Linked DNA regions of Homo sapiens: all the other regions are linked to region 1. The links are chromatin loops, found by intact Hi-C in ENCODE. Cell type or tissue: heart right ventricle. All regions are shown on one strand. Region 1 overlaps DOCK11 (dedicator of cytokinesis 11). Region 2 has its middle 36 kb from the start of DOCK11. Region 3 has its middle 20 kb from the start of WDR44.

What was found. Peaks named below come from ENCODE experiments on the same cell type or tissue, not always from the same donor. Only the 100,000 strongest peaks of a DNase experiment are listed, where the experiment ranks them.
Region 2: it touches region 1 in a loop (2.5-fold over the local background); 64 of 110 quality-filtered maps call a loop at or near these places.
Region 3: it touches region 1 in a loop (4-fold over the local background); 8 of 110 quality-filtered maps call a loop at or near these places.

The regions. Positions count from the first base shown.
Region 1 is chrX:118,593,841-118,596,340 of GRCh38, forward strand. The region is part of intron 20 of DOCK11 (dedicator of cytokinesis 11); the gene reads left to right. Among named protein-coding and RNA genes, the nearest start is that of DOCK11, 99 kb to the left of the region's middle. In heart right ventricle, no CTCF peak of the experiment used is centred here; no DNase peak of the experiment used is centred here; H3K27ac peaks cover 341 bases.
Region 2 is chrX:118,458,545-118,461,044 of GRCh38, forward strand. No RefSeq gene overlaps it. Among named protein-coding and RNA genes, the nearest start is that of DOCK11, 36 kb to the right of the region's middle. In heart right ventricle, a CTCF peak has its summit at 1,155 (motif pointing right); no DNase peak of the experiment used is centred here.
Region 3 is chrX:118,324,655-118,327,154 of GRCh38, forward strand. No RefSeq gene overlaps it. Among named protein-coding and RNA genes, the nearest start is that of WDR44, 20 kb to the right of the region's middle. In heart right ventricle, a CTCF peak has its summit at 978 (motif pointing right); no DNase peak of the experiment used is centred here.

The DNA.
Region 1 (2,500 bases):
TATTATATGTTCATTTTAGTATTTCTACCAAATATCATTGTCCATATGCTTGCCAATGTGCTTAGACTACTATAAGCAACATAAAGTAATATTGCTATTCTCAAAAAGAAACACATATTGCGATACAGTATTTTTGTTATTTCTTTTATGTAGAATTGCCCAGCAACCAGAATTTTCCAGTTCTGCTCACTGAGGAAGAGGGAAGTGAGCCCAGAGCCAGGGACATCTGTGAGCCAGAGGGAGGTTGGGGGCTGACTAGTTCTAATGAGAAGATAACTGATTTAACAAACTTGAATAAGCTTCAGCAGTGAAGCTCTCGTCATGGGCCCATTCAGCAAGGCTTTACGTAAACCAATGGGTAGCACCCTTAGCAGAAATAGAAGGCCTTGTGAACACAGCTTGTATCACAAGCACTTTACGAACATCAGCATGTCCTAAGATTCAGATCCCAGCTAGTCTGTATTATTCACTCATTCATTCATTCAGCAAATATTTCTGCATACAGGTTGAGCATCCCAAATCCCCAAGTCCAAAATGCTCCAAAATTGGAAACTTTTTGAGCACTGACAAGATCTTCAAGGGAAATGCTTATTGGAACATTTCATATTTTGGATTTTTGGATTTGAGATATCAACTGGTATTATGCAAATATTCTGAAAAAATCTGAAAAAATCAGAAATTTGAAACACTTCTGTTCCTAAAAATTTCAGATAAGGGATACTCAAACTGTATTATGTACAAGATATTGTAGTAGGCACTTTGGAGAATACAGTGGAGAATCAAACACAGATCTCATCTTCAGTGAGGATATGATCTAGTAAGGGAAATGAGTCCTGCGTAAACAATTATAATACAAGATAGAAAGTGGTGTTTAAGAAAGTAGTGCTACGTGAACTCAGAAGAGCGAGTTATTCAGCTGGTGGAGAGACGAGTGGCTGAGAATCAGAGAAGGCTTCTAGGAGATGGTGTTTGAGTGAGGCCTTAAAGGGTTGGGTGGGGTTTGATAATGCAACAATGGCAGGAATGTAGGGGATTATGGGGTGAAGGAACAGCTTGTACAGAGGCAGAGTATCAAGAGGCATGGACAGGAAACCACAAGTAGTTCACTAAGCCTGGAGCACAGGGTGCTAGGAGGGGGATCATAGGATGTCAGGTTGAACAGGAGGCATCAGATTTTGGAAAGCCTTGAATACCAGGCTATAGATTTTATTTTATTCTATCACCACAGTAGAACTATTGGAGGGTTTTAAACATTAGAGCAGTTTTTCAGGAAAACCAACCAGGCAGCAGTATAATGGGCAAGGCAAGTAGAAGCAGGAAGAGGAAGAAAGGAACACCAGTTAGAGGGTTATTTCAAAAGTCCAGGAAAGGAAGAGGCCACACTATGGCAGTAGCAGCGGGGGCAGAGAGAAAGGGAAGTGCAGAAGAAGAACATATTGGACCTGGAAAGTGATTGGCTATTAGAGAGATGATTTAGTTAGCAATGAAGTTTCAAAACTGGGTGATTGGAAAGAAGGTATTGCCAATAGCAAAACTGTGGGTAGGGATGGCAGGTTTGGGACATCAGTTGAGTTTTAGGTGCTAGTGAGACATTGGAGTGATACCCAGCAGGCAGCAGGACTGAATATGAGGGAGTTCCCTTTGCAGGTAGTATGGATATGTTCTTTATCCCCATAGAAATTGCCGTTAGTTCAGGGTAGGGGCTTTGAGGATTGAGAAGAAAACTGGCAGAACGATGAGAACCCATGACCATGTGTACATCCTGAAAGCTAAATTACTGATTCATTATCCAAATCCTAGACAGAAGTGGACAAGATGCTCAGCGGAGCATGAAACAGTTATTCCGTGTGCCACTCATCACTTTGAACTGTGCATTCTTTAAGTGGCTTCCCACCTTTGAGCCAGATGGTGTGCTTGACATTGTACCTTTATAGCTTCCAAGTGCTCTCTATGAGTTTTGAATAGGGGAAACGCTTGGTCGTGCTCTGATTCATTTACAGTACAAAAATGTTGCCTAAGCAATCCCACAGAGACAGAAAGTAGACTATCGGTTGCCAGGGGCTGGGAGGAGAGGGAAATGGGGAGTGACTTCTAAGGGCTATGGGATTTATTTTGGGGGTGATGAAAAGTTCTGGAATTAAGTGGTGGTCATGGAGATACAACTTTGCAAATATACTAAAGACCACTATATGTACACTTTAAATAGATGAATTGTGTGGTATATCTGAATGAGGTCTCAATAAAAATTTCTATTTAAAAATGTTGCTTAAGAACAAGAAATAGATTTTCCTTTCATTTTCCTATTTTCTGGGCTGGAAATCTTTTCTCATTTGTCAAATTTTTAGTTTAACTACTTTGACAGAGTCATTTCTAATGGTTCTTCTGCTCATGTTACTTTCCTCTGCTTTTTATAAAAGAAAAGGTCTGGGTAAAGCATTTCTGTAGTTGAACTAGTAAAGATGCCCGTCAGGCACATTTCGGAGTCTGAGAAAGCCATTTA
Region 2 (2,500 bases), 140 kb before region 1:
ATTTGGAAGGTCATCATTATTCATTAAAAAGGTACCAAAATCCTCCCAGCTCCATCAGCAGGTAAAAAGACATTTCAGGTCTTTTATTTAAACTGGTGTACACTACTTAGGATAGTTACTTCTGAATTTACACCTAGAGGGTCTGTGTATTGTAGACCTTAAGCTGGGGCTCCCCAGCTGCTGGGCCATGGACTGGTAATGTCCGTGGCCCATTAGGAACCGGACTGCACAGCAGGAGGTGAGCAGCAGGCTGGTGAGCATTTTACCGCCTGAGTGCCACCTCCTGTCAGATCAACAGTGGCATTAGGTTCTCATAGGGGCATGAACCCTATTGTGAACTGCGCATTATGAGAGGGACCTAGGTTGCAAGCTCCTTGTGAGAATCTAATGCTTGATGATCTGAGGTGGAACAGTTTCATCCCAAAATCATTTCCCACCCCACCCCACCCTACCATCCGTGGAAAAATTGTCTTCCATGAAACTGGTGCCTGGTGCCAAAAAGGTTGGGGACCACTGCATTAAGCAATTATCTCTTATAACCTTGTCCCACGTTCAGAACTGCATAAAAATTCATTTGAAGTCACAGAACCATCACTTGGATCGAGTCCATCCCCCTCAACTTCCATTTCTTTGGATGACAGTTTTTTGTTGATCACTTTTTCTTTCAACAATTTTGAAAATAATTGGGAATGGAGTGATGTGTATGGTATTTTGAAATAACTACTAAATGTCCATCCCCATTCCTGAAAGTGAAGTTCTGAAATATATATATATATAATATATATGTAAATATGTTTATATATAAAATATATATAAGGTGACAAAATATTACAAAAATTAAGTCAATTATGAATTAAAATGGGCTTTTTAATAGAAAAGTTTTTAAAAATTTCTTTAAAATGATGCTGCACATCAGGGAGTAGAGTGTGTTCTGGCTCTTCCATTAGCTTTATGACTTTGGGCAAATAGCTTCCCTCTCCCTGTGCCTCAGTTTCCCCATCTGCAAAATAAGGGATTGGACACAAAGATATTTCAATCCCTCCAGCTCTAACTGTGGTGATCTCACCACCTAATTTACCTATAGCTGTTTCTTTTTCCCTCTAGGCTTGCCGTTTGTAGGCCATTGTATAATTTCATTTCACCTCCACTAGAGGGTGGCCAGGGAAAGGAGATGAGGCTCAAACCAGCTATTTGTATTCTTTGCCGGCAAAAAACCAAAAAATAATGTTGGCAGAAGAAATCGATATTACATGGACAAGAATGAAACTGGGATTTCAGTTGGTTTCGTTTGTCTTAGCTGTTATGCTCCTATGTTATACAAAGGAATCATGAGAGAGGTGTTTTACATAATTTTCTTTTAAATTAATATAAGGAAATCAAGCACAGTTGACCATCCGTATCCTTGGATTCTGCATCCATGGATTAAACCAACCTCAGATCAAAAATATTCTAAAATAAAATGAAATAAAAAATGACAATACAACAATAAAAAGTAATACAAATGTTTAACAATAGAGTATATCTACACAGCATTTACATTGTATTAGGTATTATAAGTAAGCTAGTGATGATTTAAAGTATACAGGAAGGCTGGAAACGGTGGCTCACGCCTGTAATCCCAGCACTTTGGGAGGCCGAGGTGGGCAGATCACTTGAAGCCAGGACTTCGAGACCAGCCTGGCCAACTTGTTGAAACACTGTCTCTACTAAAAATACAAAAATTAGTCGGGCTCGGTGGTACGCGCCTGTGATCCCAGCTACTCAGAAGGCTGAGGGAGGAGAATCACTTGAACCCGGAAGGTGGAGGTTGCAGTGAGCTGAGATCATTCCACTGCACTCCAGCTTGGGTGATAGAATGAGACTGTGTATATACACACATACATATATACAGGAAGATGTACGTAGGTTATACAAATACTACACCATTTTATATACGAGACATGAGCATCCATGAATTTTGGTGCCCATGAGGGTCCTGGAAACAATCCCCTTTGGATACCGAGGGACAACTGTATATACTTGCCTCCTCCAGACTGTATGTCCCCAGCTAATAAATACAATCTCTACTAAATCAATCTTCAAGCACACCCCCTTCCCATTCTTTGTACTGGAATTTCCAGTCAAGAATTGTGATCAGGAACCTTCCCTGATTCCAATTTGCTTGCCACAGAAAATTCTAGCTCTCTGGCCAACTTTCTGACCAATTTTGTTTCCCATTACTTCCCAGAAAATATCCTCTACCGGAAAGACACAGCTTTTCATTAAGATCCCACAAACGTAGCCTTGGTGTTTTCAGGGCTGACCTACTGTGTTGCGATAACGCTGCAAGCTGGAGTCAAAAGATTTTAGTGTACCAGAGCTTGTTAGAGAATGGCTGATTCCAGGGCTGGGCAAGGTAAGCACAAGGTGAGCCTGGAGCATATTTTTATGCCAGAAATTAAGGAAGTGCTCAAAATAAATGATGGTGGTATGTCACAAGGACAGGTACCACCTTGAAGGG
Region 3 (2,500 bases), 270 kb before region 1:
AGTGGATTGAAGGATGCAAAGTGTTGTTCCTGGGTGTGTCTGTGAGGGTGTTGCCAAAGGAGATTAACATTTGAGTCAGTGGACTAGGAGAGGCAGACCCACCCTTAATCTGGATGGCCACAATCTAATCAGCTTCCAGCACAGCTACAATAAAAGCAGGCAGAAGAGCGTGGAAGGACTAGACTGGCTGAGTCTTCCAGCATTCATCTTTCTCCTGTGCTAGATGCTTCCTACTTTGGACTCTCAGACTTACACCAGTAGTTTCCAGAGGCTCTCGGGCCTTCGACCACAGACTGAGGGCTGCTGCACTGTCGGCTTCCCTACTTGTGAGGTTTTGGGACTCGGACTGGCTTCCTTGCTCTTCAGCTTGCAGACAGCGTATCGTGGGACTTCACCTTGTGATCGTGTGAATCAATACTCCTTAATAAACTCCCTTTCATATAAACATCTATCCTATTAGTCCTGTCCCTCTAGAGAACCCTGACTAATACAATCACCAATACTGCCGGTGTTGTTGTCAGTGTCAAGCTTGGCTGCACATAGAATTACCTGAGGAAATTTAATAAATATTAATGCCTTACCTGGTCCCAACCTAAGAGGTTCTCATTAATTGCTATGGGCTGCATCCTGGGCGTCAGGATTCTTTAGAGCTCTCCAGGTAATTCTGATGTGTAGCCAAGGTTGACAACCACTGGTTAAGAATAAATTCTTTCACAGGGGACTCTGATTCCTCATATAAATAGATTCCTGGTAGAGCAATGTTAAGTCCTCTTGACTCTTTTTGAATTACAACGAATAATAACTCTAGGCTCAAGCTGGAACCCTTGGTGCATAGATATGCCACCACTCACTAATACTGAAATTATTAATACATTAATATTTTTACCAAATCCAGGGTCTTGAATATCCATTTCCTGATGACATTAACTGAGATGGGGCACTTTTAAGAAATGTAGTGTGTACTTGTTGTCACTAGAGGGCTGTCAGGTAAGGTAAGCAAAAGTGCAAGAAAAGAAAGTTTTCAAATTTGCTGAGAATTCATTCCCCCCCTCCCCCGCCCTCAGTTCCTATCACTTTGATGAGTATAAATCTAAATTTCCCATATCCAGCTCCGTCCACCACTTATATCTATAGTGCTGTATATTCAAGTGCATCCTAGTGATGTCTTCCTGATTGTCCATCACTTGCATTTAACCAAACACAAAAATCAAACACAAGCGTTCCAAAACTGACTTCCCTTTCTGAGTTCTATTTCAGTCCATGATGTTTTTATTCTTCCAGTCACTTAAACGACAAACTCCACATTCCCGTGCCTCTTTTTCCCATGTGCTTCCTCCCTTCATGCTTCAAGCTGATTTTACTTCCCAAGTATTTCTCACATCCATTTCTCCCCCTTTATCCCTATTGCCATGGCCTAAGTCCAGACCCCCAGCACTTTTCACCTGGATTATTGTAATAACCTCCTGAGTCTGTCTGACCCAGTTTGGGGTCATCTACTCCTTCCTTAATACTGCCACCAGAGTGAGCTTTTAAAACCAAAAAGTTGGCCCTGCATAATGGCTCACACCTGTAATCCCAGCACTTTGGGAGGCTGAGGTGGGTGGATCACCCGAGGTCAGGAGTTCAAGACCAGCCTTGCCAACATGGTGAAACCCCACCTCTACTAAAAACACAAAAATTAGCCAGGCTTGGTGGTGTGTGCCTGTAATACCAGCTACTCCAGAGGCTGAGGCAGGAGAATCACTTGAACCCGGGAGGCGAAGGTTGCAGTGAGCCGACATAGCGACACTGCACTCCAGCCTTGGCAACAGAGTGAGACTCTGTCTCAAATAAACAAATAAATAAATAAAACCAAAAAGTTGATCATGCCCTGAAACTAAAGATAAAATTTAATTTAATTTAATTTAAAATTTGATCATAATTATGGCAGTTCACTGCTTAAAACCCTTCACTGGCTCCATAAAAAATATAAAAAGGGTCTTTTAAGATCTGGCTCCTGCTTACTTCTCCAAACACATCTTTCACAGCTGCTTCTCTTGCATGCTAAGATCTGACACTTCTGAACTTCCAGTTCCTCCATCTATGCATTAGCAAGTGCTATTTCCTCTGCTTATAATGCCCTTCCTCCTCTTTTTAGTCTGGTGAGCTACTCAGCATTCAAGATTCAGCTAAGAGGTTTCCTTCTCTTTCCAGGCAAAAATAGTCACTTTGAAGGCCAGGCGCGGTGGCTCACACCTGTAATCCCAGCACTTTGGGAGGCCGAGGTGGGCGGATCACAAGGTCAGGAGATCGAGACCATCCTAGCTAACACGGTGAAACCCTGTCTCTACTAAAAATACAAAAAAAAAATTAGCTGGGTGTGGTGGTGGGTGCCTGTAGTCCCAGCTACTCGGGAGGCTGAGGCAGGAGAATGGCGTGAACCCGGGAGGCAGAGGTTGCAGTGAGCCGAGATCGAGCCACTGCACTCCAGCCTGGGCGACAGAGCAAGGCTCCGTCTCAA